2 separate regions of the Homo sapiens genome follow, and region 2 is linked to region 1. Evidence: chromatin contacts called from ENCODE Hi-C or POLR2A ChIA-PET data. All regions are on one chromosome and are shown on one strand. Each heading gives the region's core, a stretch centred on a gene start or an enhancer-like site at or near the end of the contact. The rest is flanking DNA. Distances are from core to core; before and after follow the strand shown. Region 1 overlaps CPSF6 (cleavage and polyadenylation specific factor 6). Region 2 overlaps CPM (carboxypeptidase M).

Region 1 (7,839 bases), core at 3,842-6,341:
CATTTCAAGTGCAGTTAGATTTTTGTGATTCCATTTTTAAACTGTTCAAAGAAAATTTTATTTTCATGGACATTTTACTTACCTTTTAACCCTTTACTATTAACTAATTTCTCTTGTAATATTTATATGTCCATACTTCTTCGCATTAGGGCATTGTAGTCAAAATATTAAAAAGCCAAGAAATGACACAACAATATACAGAAAACAGGAAAATTTTGATACAACTCTAAAATAATGTTAAAAAAGCAACCGCATTTTCAACAAAATGCTTTAAAAAATCATTTCTGAAAGTGAACAGTTCTGATAAACATCAACGATCCCATGCACAGATACTTCAAACACAAAATATTTTAAAATAAAACTGGCAGTGATATGGGTAATTCAAAACAGCTAATTTTGTCAGAAGTGGTTTGATAGCAGACAAGATGAAAGTGAAGAACAGCAGTGGAAATTTCTGGAGGGTTTCTACAGTTGCACATAACACAGTATCTAGGGTATTTTAACACTTTAAGCATTGTCCTAGAATTTGGGTACTCTTTAACAACCAATGTGTATTAACAGAAGATCTCTCAAAGATAATCAGATCTTAAAAACATATTAACGTGCTCAAGAATTTTAAGTCAAATTTCTGAAGTAGTGATTTCAAATTACATTCCCATAAAAACACCTAATCAAGTTGACACCCTGCCTCTGCCAATTTTGCAATCAAGAACACATGCTAGTCAGGTGCTTTTAAAGTGGGCCTATATGTAAGGCAGGTTTGAAAAAAATCTTTGATTAAGTAACTATAGCATGAATCAATACGGTGCATGAATATACATAGTATTCCTTAAACTGTGCAGACACGGTTTATCTGTAATTTCCCATTACAAATACTGGGGAATACAACCGAATGTTAATGAACATCACATCCTTCAAAAATTTATACCAATTGGAAAATATAAGGCTCTCTTTACTCACATTTACCTGCTGCAGGGCTGTATTTACACTGACTATGGCTTAAGAAATAAACCATAAGATCAATAAAAACAGCAAGTAATTGCAGCATCAAATCGGAATTGTCAAAATTTCTTCAATGTTAGCGGTTCACAATTAAGTGTTTCGGTACATCTGTGTTGTAATTAACCTGCATTACACATCAAATATGTACGGGTTTTTACTTATGTGTTAAAACCTCTGTTTTTTTGACCCCTTACACATTGACTAGATTGCTATGTCTGTCAAATCTCTATTTTTACAAGTTTACATACCATTCAGCAAAGTCACAAGCTAACTAGGTAAAAACAGCTAGAAAAGCAGAATATAGAAATATTAAATATCCATGTAATCACCTATTCTAATATCAAAATCAAGGGCAAAAGACACTTAATTACTATGTTTAATTCACTGAACGCAAGATTAGATTGAGGCATATCCAAAAACGCTATTGCAATGCTTTAAAGGACAGTAAAAATGTTGTCATAGTAACATTATCTTTAGATATTGCTGAACACAAGACTTTCCCTGAGGTGTAAACATCAAATAACTTGAACAGCTTTACACATCAGCCCCATTAAACAGTTTATTACAACACTACATCTATTGTAATCAAAGTGATGCTGTTTACAGACATTATCATATAAACATTTTTAACAAGAACAAACTACTACAAAAACAAGCATTTACTTGACTTTTTTTCCAATTGCTTGCACATCATAATGGCCAAATGTATATAACCAGTAATAAAGTTGCAAAAGCTATAACTTTTTAAATCACACAGGTTTCCTTCAAATAAAACAGTTAAGCAACATAAAAAATAAAAGTAGAGCTACTGGTTACCATTTATGCAGATTTGCTTTATTCAGATCTATTCCTGTTCATTTTATCCATGAATCCTTACAGGTTCAGTTCAATCACAAGAAGCAAACTGCTGGACAAGCGTCATTTTTCCCCCATGAAGACTGTTTTGTCTTGGAAGGTGATCCTCTTCCTTCAGCTGTAATGTGTCAAAATTTGTGATGTAGATTTTGCTATTCCCCAAAATACACAGAAAAACGCTGGCTTAACTATACATACACAAGTCGTGCATCTACTTCACTGTTATGTATTCTAACACAAAATAAGAATTAACTGAAACAGTAGCTGCCTTTGTGGTGGTGAAATGTTCCAATTTACCTGATGATTAAACTGAGACATTCTGATTTCATTCTTCTTAAATATTATTGCCTTATAAATTTAATGACTGAAGCAGTAATGAAAACATAGCAGCTACTGTTTCTGTGATGATGGAAACATTCATAAGTCATTTTCTAAAATATGCATACTACAAAAATAAATGGAAAATGCTTGGATGATTTTTATGTAAATATTTTTCATTCACCCACATATCAAGTCTATAAACTCATTTAACAATTAAATGCTGAACTAAATATAAAATGCAAAATTATTTTACAAATTAATTTATTTAACAGCATACAGGAACTTCTGCAAGTATTATAAATCAAATGGTGTTCCATGTTACAAAATTTGTAAGTAAGATTTATAAATAGAGTATGGACATTTAAATTAATGACATCCACGTACAAATCTTTAGACGTAATACAAATTTAAAACATTTACTTTACTTTTAGTCTATTCCACCTATATAGAAATACCTAACGTAGTATTATAAACTAACCAAAACAAGCTAAGTGGGAATCTACAATGATAAAGTTCATTTAAAACTCACATAAAAGAAAAAAAATAGAATAAAGTTGATAAACTAAAATTTAAAGAATACATATATATGCAAACTTCAGGTAGAGGTTCACAAGAAACATTCAATTAACTTGGATATAAGTAACCACTGAAACAGTCGGTAATGAAAGTATAAATGACAAGAAACCACTTCAATAATAAAGTGATTTAAGAGTCAAGAGGGCAGAAGGTTTTTTAAAATTTTTTTTCAGTTTGAACATGTTCATAGGGCACAGTTTAGTGATATTTTGAAATAAAAATAACTGAAAAATACTTTTTGCTCTACAATTAAGAGTTACTTCTGCCACTGCTATAAATTTTTCTATTATGTCCTTTCCTAGGTTGTATCTTAAGAGCATCAGTACATATATGCATTCACACTGCCTAGCAGTAATAACTTAAAATTTTAAAACTGCAAAAGAAAAAAAAATACAATCCAGACTTCTCTTTTATATATATAGTTTCTATATGCCTGTATCTTTCAGATAACTTCAGCCATTACTATTGTTATCTTTTATTGCATCTTCATCTTATGTTGATGAAGCTATTTAGTGAAACTATTTAATGGGGAAAAAATACAAAATGGCAGCTTTCAAATGTTTTATTTTTATTATCTGCACTACACTATTAAAAAACAGGTTTATGTATTAGAGAGAGACAAGGCATATGTTCTAACCTGAAATAATAATTACTGGGAAATTAATAAATCTAACTGCAAAAGAATGCTATCTCCCTAAATTTTCTGTTGCGCTGGAAGGGATAAAAAGTCATTAAGAGGGAAAAACTATTTAAAGTCATAGCAAAACAAAAATATTCAACTCTTCCATAAAACATATCACATACACTGCATCTTTGTGTCATTATCACTCCAGTGGAGAATTATACTATTTTTATATAGAGAATCCCATTTGTAAAATTGCAACACACATCTTTTCCCAGGACTAATGCACTCTTTTGTTTGATTATACTTTATAGATAGATCTTTTCTATTAATAAATCTAATTTTCACCATACAGACATAAAATATGGGGGATAGTCTAGCAGTTTTTATTTCTATTTCTAAACACTTTACATTTTATGCACTTGGAAATACAAATTTTACAGTCTTAAACGAAAGTGAATTTGAAGGCAATACAACCCATTTCCAATAATCCAATTCCATATTATACTCTCAAATGTCTAAGTAGGCAACTACATCAACAAAGATATCAAAAAGAAGCTTAAAAGTGACAAATACATTCAACGTCCATGTTTTCAATGTATCATTTGGTAAAATCTGTAATGTCAAAGCCACACAATTACTTGCTTTAGCTATTAATTATAAAAGAAAGGCCTATGTAAACAGATGTTAAAACAACTAAGATGATAAATGGAATCTACACCTTTTTAATAAAGTCTGTAAACTAAAGTGAGCACTAAGTAAAATTTCAACACACAGAGAAGTACTTGTATTTTAAGATACTATATCAAGCCATTATTAACAACTCAAATTATAACTGTTTCTGTTAGAAATTTATCTATGCACATTTGTTAGAATTAGTATTTTAAATTCATGGTAAATTCATCTTTTAAGATTTAAATAAATACTTGACAGGGCACTTTTATAGATTTTCACATTAATATACTGAATTAAAAGGATTCTCATAATTTTAGAGATGCACTACTAACTCAACGAAATAAAATTCACTTTTCTCTATCTGAAAATTTCTCCTTAATAAGAGGAATGGAAATGAGGTGGGCAAGAGAAATAATTATCTACATATGAGTTAACTCTAAAATCAAAATTCCTTCTTGTGTTGACTAGAACATATTACATAAAAACAATTCTAGTTATTGTAGATATTTACAAGAAGTTCTTGCTACCAAAACATTTCATATTTTCTTCTACCTCTGTACATAGTACTTACCTCATTTTAAGTAAAGCATTTTATTACTCTATAAAACACATACATAATTGCTCTTACAACCCAGTAAAATAGAAATAAACTTAATCACATTCAAAGAAAAATGAGGTTTGTTCCCAAAAGATTTACAAAATGAACATCTCAAAATAACCTGTTATTTATAATTCATGGAGAGTCAAAACATGCTACCACAAATTCATAAAATTTGGATAGCATAAATGGCACCCTTACCCCTTTTTGGTTATTAGGTTTCTTTAAACAACGTTAACTAAATATTCATTCAAGACAGAATTTACTCAAAACAATCTATTTTACAAACTAAAACAATGGTAGTAAATTTAACACTGAGATGACGGTGAGAGAGCAAGATGACTCACACTGGCATTGAATTTTTTTTCAACAGGGAACATTAATCATTTGTAAACAAAACTATATTCTTAAACCACAGTGAGCAAAACACACTATACATCCATTCAAGGGATCACTTCCTACTCCCTCTTGTAACTTCAATTAAGTCAGCTGTGTAGTGAGACAGGTTTTGTGAATACTCAAAGAAAAATCAGAGCTAAAGCAATGAAAGCTAGCATACATATCCAGATGAAGCAGAGCAGTTAGGATACATGGGAAAACAAGGAAACAGGGCTGGGAGCTATAACGCAGACCTCAGATAACCTAAGAGCTGCAGAAACAATTTTAAAATCTTATTATAACCAGTATCATTCACCAGGTAATTAAGAGAATTTAATTTTCACATAAGCCTCAAAGCAACACTAAGAAGAAAATGAAACATCTTTAACATGTAAGAATTTTTTTTATTCTTTTGGCTTTTTTTTTTTTTTTCAAAATTAACACAAAGCTAATAAGCTGAATACACAATGCAAAGCATCCTAAATCTTGGGCAATAACAAAATCTAAGATCCTAAGATCATGATATTTAAGGTAGGAAAAAAGTAATCAGACTAGACTGGGCGCGGTGGCTCACGCCTGTAATCAATCCCAGCACTTTGGGAGGCAGAGATGGGTGGATCACCTGACGTCGGGAGTTTGAGACCAGCCTGACCAACATGGAGAAACCCCATCTCTACTAAAACTACAAAATTAGCCGGGCGTGGTGCCACATGCCTGTAATCCTAGCTACTCCGGAGGCTAAGGCAGGAGAATTGCTTGAACCCAGGAGGTGAAGGTTGTGGTGAGCTGAGATTGTGCCACTGCACTCTAGACTGGGCAACAAGAGCAAGACTCCATCTCAAAAAAAAAAAAAAAAAAAAAGTAATCAGATAGCAAAGGCAAGTTATTTAATCCAGACCCCATACCCAATGCTTAAAAATTGTCATGGATGATTTGAGAATTGTAAAACCTCATAAAATAGAGAGAGGAAAAGCCTGAATAAAGAGTATTTTAAAAAAACATAATTTGGTTTCAGTAAACAAAGAAAAGCTGAATTGTTAACACAAATTTGCTGAGTAGGGATGTTCCAAAGAAGTGACAAGAGGAACGTAACCTTTTAAGTAACTCAACTATGAAACTAAAATTATTTCAGTAAAAAATGTACAATCGTAAAGCACTGAACTACTTTTATTTTGCTCAGAGTGGTCTGAGAATAGAGGTAGAAATTACAGAATATGAAGCACAACGTATTTACATACTGAAATTTACAATATTGGTATTTTCTCATTAAAATATTATCTATTTGAACTTAGATATTGAATACTTTTAGAAAAACCAATACATTTTAAAATGAGAGAATGCAATTAACATTACCAACAGTTCAAACACAAAAAAAAATTAAGATGGGACAGACATTAACAGCTTGCCAAGATCATTACGTTTCCAGTTAAAAAGTTAAGAACTTGCCCTTTTAGCCATTCATCATCACTTTAATAGATTACATTAGTATTTTATTTGTATACAGCCTTACTAGTGACATTCACTTTAGCTTTCAAATCACTCAGTCCATTTGGTCCATTTAAGATTTACATGAAAGCTCAAAAGGACTCATATTTTAAAACTTCTAAAAAGGTCAACAGACCTTATTATGATGGTGATCAAATTTGCAGATAGCTTTTGTTTTAAAGATTTACTTGAATATATTTAATCCCAGTCCCCACCCCTTTATTCAAGTCTACATCCACAATACTGTTTGATATAGCAAACGTACAATAATCCAGGATAACAGAATTTTTTGCACTAGAAATGCTTATGTAAAATTTTTCTTGGATGAAGGCACATACAGTATTACAACTCAATTCTGATTAATGTACAAACAAAACATGGAAATTCTGGTATGGTACATCAGTGATTAAGAAAAATGTCAACAATAGTTTGCACATTAGGAATTTGTAGTTTATGTCTGAATGTAATGAAACTCAAGTCATGATATATTTAGGTGTACCCATTACTAGAATGTAATGTTAGCTAACTCAAATAAGATTAACAATGGACTTTGTTTACTTGGTTGACTATGCTAGTTTTACTAAAACCAGTAGAAATTGTAATTAGTTAACTTTGGGCTTAAATTGGTTTAGAGGCCCCTTGATGGGCACATCCAATTTTGTAGATGAATTCAAGTTTCATTATCATGCCTTTACTAACAAGAAGCTTGCTGATAACTTATAAAGTCCAAAAAAATAGGTAACTTACAGAACCTGTACCCTTCTATAATGGAAATGACTGACATAGGTAAGCATTTCAACTAATAACCCAGTCACAATCCAGTTTAAGCAACTGATGGATATTGAGAATTTTTTCATTAAGATGGGATCAGATGTATTTAACTCAGGGGAAAAAAGTGCTACATCTTTAAAATTTAGTGTTTAGATTTACATAATACAACATTCAATTTTTACATTCAAAAACAATATCAATTTCAATAAGCTTAGTTTTAAAAGTAAAAGGTTTTTTTGCCTCATATTAAAAGAATGTTTTGAGATTTATATTAAATTTTGTAATACATGGAAAACTACAAATTAAAGTTTTGATATTCAATCTGCATATTCAAAATGCAAAGTATCAAAACCAGCCTTTTAACTCAAAAAGCCCTTAAAATTGTAAATAGTGTAGGAGCTTATATCTGTGTTCCATAAAAATAGCATGCTTATTTTCTAGGCATTTAAGGACTTCATTTGCGTATCTGTTATGGTTAAAGAAATTGGTATTCTGTCACAGAATTACATACACTTGATAAAACCTTTAATTTTGCCCATAACAATTTAAATACTAA
Region 2 (7,839 bases), core at 1,600-4,099, 370 kb after region 1:
GAATGATAGTATGCTCATATTCTTCTTGGCTGTCTTAAAAATGAATAGAAACAAAAAGGTAAACAAAGCTCATATTTACCTCTCCTTGGAAAGAGGTTGAGTGATTGTCATGTAGCTTCTCATTTATCAAGTATGTGTTATGATTTCGTTAAAGGATAAATTGAAAGGATTCTTAAAGCAACAAAGGTTTGGTCCTGCATTGATGCATATTAAGTAAAGTAGAGCTCCTCAGTTGGCATTCCCAGGCTGGGTGACACAGAGGTGCCTCTTTCTGATACTCTCCTTCCCAGCTCCTGTGCCATCCCCTCCCCTCTCCCCTTCTCTCTCCTCTCTCCCCTTCTTCTCCTGTAATACTTCTGCTACTTGCTCTGTTCTACCCAGAGACTGAAGGAAGTGAGTGGTGATCTAATTGAGACTGAATAAGTCCGAACATTTATTTTCCTTCCCCTTCACTCCATCCAAAGTCCAATCCTGAGGAAGACATGGAGGTTATGATTAAACTTGCCCAACACTCAAACTTTACTGACTGCTTATTCTTATGTTAATCACTTGGCCTTTGCTAGATTAATGACTGAGTGACCAGAAGTCTCAATGATCCCATAAATCGTATGATTTTAAACTATTTGTGTAGCTTTTGCTAGTTGTAATAAAAATTTTCACATGATTTTTTTTCCAAATAGAGAGGTTTAATAAAGCTAATGTGCTTGACCAGGTTTTGGAGAGTTTACATACTAATTTCTTAACCCCTTTCTAATATGGTTAGTATAGCTCTGTGTTTTCATCAGAGAGAAGCAGACTGTGAATTCCTCACCTTGGGGCTTCCATTCTCCCTCCAGGTGGCCTCACCTTTCAGGTGAACAACCTGACCTCTCTGGCTCCTAAATCCCACCCTTACAAGCCGCAGGAGCCGGTGCATGGGGGCATAGTTTCTTACCTTTACCTTTTTCAAACCTTTCCCTCCTCACCAGCTTTTTTTTAAGACTTTATTTTCTTAGAGCAGTTTTAGAGCAAATTTGCTGTACCTACTGTGGCAAAGTCAATACAAATATAAATATTTACTTAAAACCCAAGAACCAGTACCCAAAAGCAAAATTATCTAAAGCAAAATTGAGAGGAAGGTACAGAGATTTCCCACATACCCCTTGTCCCTATCCCCACACGCGCATAGCCTCTCCCATGATCAATATCCCCCACCAGAGTGGTACATTTGTTACAACTAATAAACCTACACTGAAGTAGGGGTTTGGACAAATGTATAATGACATTGTAGTATCATACAGAGGAGTTTCACTGCCCTAAATACCCTATGTGCCATCTTTTCATCCTTCCCTCCTCACTAGCCTTTGGCAACCACTGATCTTTTTATTGTCTCCATAATTTCGCCTGTTTCAAAATGTCATATGCTTGGACTCATATAGTATAGCCTTTTCAGATTGGCTTCTTTTACTTAGTAATATGCATTTAAGTTTCCTCCATGTATCTTCATGGCTTGATAGATCATTTCTTTTCAACACTGACTCGTATTCCATTGTCTGAGTGTACCACAGGTTATTTATCCCCTCACCTACTGAAGGACCTCTTGGTTCCTTTCAAGTTTTGGCAATGATAAATAAAAATGTAAATAGCTGTATAATTTTTATATGGACGTAAGTTTTCAGTTTATTTTGTTAAATAACAAGGAGCTTGTTTGCTGGATCATATGGCAAGAGTAGGTTTAGTTTTGTAAGACACTTGCAAACTGCTTTCCAAATTGGCCATTTTGCATTCCCACCAGCAATGAATGAGAGTTCCTGTTGCTCCACATCCTCGCCAGTATTTGGTGTTGTCAGTGTTCTGAATTTTTGCCATTCTAATAGGAATGCATTGATATCTCATTGTTGTTTTAATTTGCCTTTCCCTGATGACATATGATGTGACATATGATGACATCTTTTCATATGCTTATTTGCCCTCTGTTTATCTTCTTTGGTGAAATGCCTGCTGTTTCCATCTTTTGTCCATTTTTTAATTGAGTTGTTTATTTTCTTATTGTTGGGTTTTCAGAATTCTTTCTGTATTTTGGATAACTCTTTCATCAGACATGTCTTTTGCAAACATTTTCTCCAAGTCTGTGGCTTACCTTTTCATTCTCTTGATCCCTCCAGCTTTTTATTTAGAAAATTTTCAGTCCTATAGAAAAAAATACAAAAATAGTAAAATAAGCACTCACACATTATTCATATACATCCACCAGTTGTTAATATTTTGCCACATTTGCTTTATCTCTCTCATGAGCTCCATCTGTTGATTTTACTGAACCATTAGAAGTGATAAATGGCATGTCACATCATCCCAAAAAACACCAATATGCATCTCCTAAGCATGACTTCTTACTGCCTAATCATGACACATCATTATTAAACTAAAAATAATAACTCAGTAATATCCAACAACATACTGCATTTTTAAAGTTCTCCAGTAGTTCCCAGAATCAAATCAAGCAAGGCTCACCCATCGTCTACAGTCTCACAATCTAGGACAGTTCCCCTGCCTTTTTTTGGCATTGACCGATTCATATTGAACCAATTTTATGTCATTGGTTGATTCCTAATGAACCATTTCCTTGTCTACAAGCTCTTGGCTTGCCCTCTTACAGTGATGAGTTGGAGTCTCTCCATGACAGCACCAGACTGGAAATTCTTAACATGCTTTCCAGGCTCATTAACATTGAGATAGTCAAAATCTACACGATGTCCTCAATAATTTTGAGAACAGGCCATGAAAGAAAATGTTGTGAAAAATGTGTTTATGGTTAATGATTCAACACAGTTAACAGAGGTGACTTGGCTTTCTGCCCTGCCCTCATGGCAACATGCGGCTTCCCAGTTCAGCACTGTCCTCTGCTGTTAGGGCCTGGGAATTCTGAATGAGATTCAGTCCTTGGAGTTGAAAAAGTAATTTACCTGATGCTTGGTGGTGTGAATGTTTGTGACAGTTTTTGTGCTAATACATTTTGAAGGACATGTTCTCTCAAAATAGCCCCTTCCACTTTCTGAATCCACACTCCAGTTTTCTTTTTAACTTCAGTGAGTGGTAGTCTATTTGACCTGATGTGCAGATCTTCTGGCACATACATTTCTGCTGTCTCTTGGCATAACAAATTGGCAGTCTATCCCTATGTTATGTACACTGTTTATATTGAAAATTTGTCTTTAATTGGTCTGATACTACATCATCTGCTAGGGCCAGTAGTTTGTCATCAGCCAATTTGTACACCTGAGGCCCTCAAACAAACACGTGCTTACAATGTTTCTGGCACTATTTTTAAAGCTTGTAAGAATTAAATGAGATAGCACAACAACCCCATGAGGGTAAGTACCGTTAATCCCATAATATGGATGAGGAAACTGATTCATTTAGAGGGATTAAGCAATTTGCCCAATACCACATGGCTAGTAAGTGACAGAGCTGGGTTTTAGCTCTGACACTTTGATTCTGGAACCTGCACATTTCATCATTATGTCAGATGCCCTGAAGAGGATACTGTATATCATCTCATCTCACATGCTGTGTTCAGGCAGGTGACGTGCTGCTCAATGCTGGTTTTGATGTCTTTACTAAACTACTGATCTATTTTTGAGATTTAAATCTCAAAACAGTGATACTAGTGAGAAGTAGTCCACCTTTGTTAATCCACCAAATGTTCCGGTTAGGGAACCTAATTTTGGTAACTTCAAGGCCTCTCCTGCTATTGGGAGCTAAGCATCCTTCACTCTGGACTCTCACTTGCTTCACTTTAGAATGAGAGCTTTTTAGGGTAAAACTCAGGAAGTAGGATGACTGAAAGAAAAGCCTTTCTTCTCCACAGTAGCTTATGGGGAAACTAGTAAATTAATTGCCATTATTCCTTGCCACTAAAGGATGAGTTCTTATGGTAGCAATAAATAGACAATAGGGCTGTGCAGACCTCCAACAAACTGTCTTTTCTGGGGTCAAAAGGGGTCTGAATTAACCTCTTCTTAAATTACAGCTCTGTGACACCTGCAGGCACTCATAACAAATAAGAACACCAGGCCAGGCACAGTGGCTCATGCCCGTAATCCTAACATCTTGGGAGGCTGAGGTGGGTGGATTGCTTGAGCTCAGGATTTCAAGACCAGCCTAGACAGCATGGCAAAACCCCATCTCTACAAAAAAAAAAAAAAAATACACAAATTAGCCAGGCGTAGTGGTCCATGCTTGTAGTCCCAGATACTCAGGAGGCTGAGGTGGCTGACTTGAGCCCTGGGAGGTCAAGGCTATAGTGAGCCATGATTGCACCACTGCATTCCTGCCTGGCTGACGGAGTGAGACCAATAGGGCAGCAAGAAACAAAACCTCAACACTGAACCGGAATGTCCATGACATACTGTAAAAAAAGAAACCTCAAATGGACAATAACTGTATAGTGCTAGTTGTAATGATTGTGCCTTTTTTTTTTTTTTTTTTTGAAACGGAGTCTCGCTCTGTCACCCAGACTGGAGTGCAATGGCACGATCTCCACTCACTGCAACCTCTGCTTCCCGGGTTCAAGCGATTCTCCTGCCCAAGCCTCCTGAGTAGCTGGGATTACAGGCACACACCACCACGCCCGGCTAATTTTTTGTAACTTTAGTAGAGACGAGGTTTCCCCATATTGGCCAGGCTGCTCTGGAACTCCTGACCTTGTGATCTGCCCACCTTGGCCAAGAAATCTCTTTAAGTATTCATTTGTACTTTAAGGTAATGCTCGATCTCGCTCTTAGTACAGCTGAATTGTCCTTCAAAAAGATGATCTGGTTATGTTTGACCTCTTCCTCAAGGGACCAAAAAGGGAAGTTCTCAGCTTTTTATAGTATGAGGTCCCTAGAGGTTTTCACTTTGGGGATTTAAAAACAAGTTTCCTGTAGCTATATGGAGGAAAAAAAAAAAAAAACCTAAAGGGGAACATGGAAGAATTATAATGATTGGGGCATGATAATTATGTCCAGTTTTTAAAACTCCATTCTTAAAAATGTCTTATAATTTATAGGTTAAAAATTTAAATGTTTAGAGGAAGCAGGACAGGTTTATGAGTCTCTGACCTGGGAATGGAGTGGGAGGAATAGAGAAGGTGGGGTTGCAAGAGGAGAAAGGCAGAGGAATTTCCTACCGTCTTCCTGTTTTTTGTTGATGGTTAGTGATTAATGAGACAAGCTGTTCTGTTTCTCTGGGAGTCTTGACTGTCTTGAAGAAAAAAAAGAAAATTTATTGCAACCCAATGCAGCTTCAGATTTTTCCTCTATTTTTTTTTTTCAATTAAAAACGTAACTGTCCCTAATTTAGGAACTGAAATTCCCAAACCTCCCCATTCACCTATTCAGGAAGAAATGAAATGGAACCTAACATCTACATTTCTTGGGTATAATATCAAAACTTTAATACTATGGGGATGAACATGTAAGCAAATGCAACTCTATCTCCCCATAATGTTGGAAGAATCTAACTTGAAACCAGACATTTGGTTTGGATCTTGGCACTTTCTTGCATGGAAATATTCCAAGAAGGTGCATTGACTCTTGATTTGATCTAGAAAACTGGGTTCTTTCCAGAGCCCACCCAGGATGGCACCTCATAGACTAACTATGGACTTTTCCATCAATACTGGAAAACAGTTTCATCTAATCCCCGGACCAAAGGTGACTCGGACTCCAAGTGAGCTTCCTCAGGTTTGTTTGTTAATTTATCCAATCATCCATTCACTCAGCAAACATTTATCAATCATTTGCTATGTATATGCCAGACACTACACCAGATTTTGCAAGCACAGAGATACAAAATCCCTTGCTTGCAGGAAAACCTTTGGTTTCAATAAATGATAGGAGAGGGGTTGCAGGGGTACTATCTATGAAAGTTCAAAGGAAGCATCTAACTTAGGGTGGTAGGGGATGGGGCTGAGCAGAAGGATCAGGAAGGTGTTGGATGGCAGGAGGCTTTTAGCTGAGCCTTGAAAAGGCAAGGGGAGGTTGGCCGCTTTGATGGGGTGGGCTAAGGACTATCCATGCAGAAGAAAGAGCAGGTATTAAAGGTGTCAAGGCAGGGAGTTACCTCCTTTGGGAACTACACATAAAGAAGAATGGCTAGGGCCTGGTGTATGGGATTGGGGTGGGAAACCCAAGGCAGGAAGAAGACAGATCCCAAGAGGTCTGGTGTGCATGCTGAGGGGATCAGGTGCCATCTCAATGCCATGGGGAGTCATTGAAGGAAAAGCAGTTAGAGCCATGGGATCCAGTTCACATATGATCAATCACCCAAACAAAGGAAAGTTTACTCAACAACATGTTTTCATTTGGACTTCATTTTGTCAAAGCATGAAAGTGATGTCAGAAATAGAAATGAGTGTATTCATGGCACACCACCACACCCAGCTAATTTTTGTACTTTTTGCAGAGAACTCCTGACCTCAAATGATCCACCTGCCTCGGCCTCCCAAAGTGCTGGGATTACAGGCGTGAGCCACTGTGTCTGGCCTAAAACACATTTTCTAAGATTTCTTTACTTCTGGGCCACCTCCACAAAATTTTATGGTTCTGGGAACCCCTATCTGAAAAAGCACAGGTATCAGCAATAAGTATAATGAACACTCACTAGAGGGAAAGTCATTTTGGTTTGGGTTGGTTATGGAAGCAGTGTCATATGAAAAGGGCTGGACTGTACTGCAGAAATAGAAGACCCACAAATTGCTATGGCTTATAACAGAAAAATAAAGATTTAGATGTCACTCATATGTCCATTATTGAACAGTTGTGACTCTGCTCCCTGTCACCTTCCCTCCAGGACCGAAGCTGACAGAGCACCCTCTATCCAATCATTGCCTGTCTTATGTCAGAGGGAAAGGAGATGGCAAATCATGCATCAGCCCTTAAAGCTCTGCCCAGAAGTGGTACATTACCATTTCTGCCCACATTTCACTGGCCAGAGCAGGTCACATGATATGCCTGAGTTCATTAGGGCACCAGATGTTGGGCAACCAATAATACAACCCACCACTGAGGTCTTTACTAAGAAGATGACCTGGGCCTTAGGGAATGGCCATGATTTACCTGGTAGACACAGCAGGGGAGCAAAAGGAAAATATGACAATATTTTTATGAAATCAAGACTTGGCCACATGAAACTTTTTTTTTTTTTTTTTTTTTTGAGACTGAGTCTCGCTCTGTCACCCAGGCTGGAGTGCAGCGGTGCGATCTCGGCTTACTGCAACCTCCACTTCCCAGGTTCAAGTGATTCTCATGCCTCAGCCTCCCAAGTAGCTGGGATTACACGCACCACCATGCCCAGCTAATTTTTGTATTTTTAGTGGTGACAGTTTCACTGTGTTAGCCAGGCTGGTCTCAAACTCCTGACCACAAGTGATCTGCCCTCCTCAGTCTTCCAAAGTGCTGGGATTACAGGCATGAGCCACCACACCTGGCCGTGACACCCTTAGAAAACTAACTTCAAGGCAGAATGCTTCACAGTGACAAATCTTAGGATGCCACTTTATAGAAATATTCTGAAGAGAGAAAAACCCAGGTGAGTCAGAGCAGCCTGGGGAAACTTCTTAGAACCAGGATTTTGTGGAATTCAGAGGATTTTAAAAGGCAGAAAATCCAATGAAGCCATTTTAAGCTAAAACAATGTAAATAAGGTGGGGCTGTGCCTAGGGTACTAGGGTGCAGAAAGGAACCTGCCTCCTGTGGGCGCATTTGTGTTAGCAGGTAGTGGGAAATTCGGGTGGAGGGCAGGTGATGGAGGACCCTGAACACCGAGGGAAGACTCTGGATGTTATGTGCCAATATTTATCAAGAAAACGCAGTCCTG

Evidence for each region. A loop is a pair of places that touch in the nucleus more often than their neighbours do. ChIA-PET counts read pairs that join two places held with the same protein, here RNA polymerase II (POLR2A). Pooled maps may share reads with other maps.
Region 2: POLR2A ChIA-PET joins it to region 1 with 17 read pairs in AG04449. The contact joins two enhancer-like sites. A Hi-C loop is called at or near these places in 1 of 168 maps with a recorded cell type or tissue (MCF 10A) and 1 of 50 pooled maps. POLR2A ChIA-PET finds 5 or more read pairs at or near these places in 4 of 52 experiments (AG04449, OCI-LY7, Panc1 and 1 more).

Annotation. Positions count from the first base shown.
Region 1 is chr12:69,263,648-69,271,486 of GRCh38, reverse strand. CPSF6 (cleavage and polyadenylation specific factor 6) reads right to left here. Exons shown (of 10, transcript NM_007007.3): 10 at 1-1,975. Among named protein-coding and RNA genes, the nearest start is that of MIR1279, 5.7 kb to the left of the region's middle. Within about 2 kb of position 5,091, at least 2 of the 41 ENCODE cell types and tissues checked have a DNase peak (open chromatin) inside an H3K27ac peak, as active enhancers do.
Region 2 is chr12:68,894,366-68,902,204 of GRCh38, reverse strand. All of the region lies in intron 2 of CPM (carboxypeptidase M), which reads left to right. Among named protein-coding and RNA genes, the nearest start is that of CPM, 35 kb to the left of the region's middle. Within about 2 kb of position 2,849, at least 5 of the 41 ENCODE cell types and tissues checked have a DNase peak (open chromatin) inside an H3K27ac peak, as active enhancers do.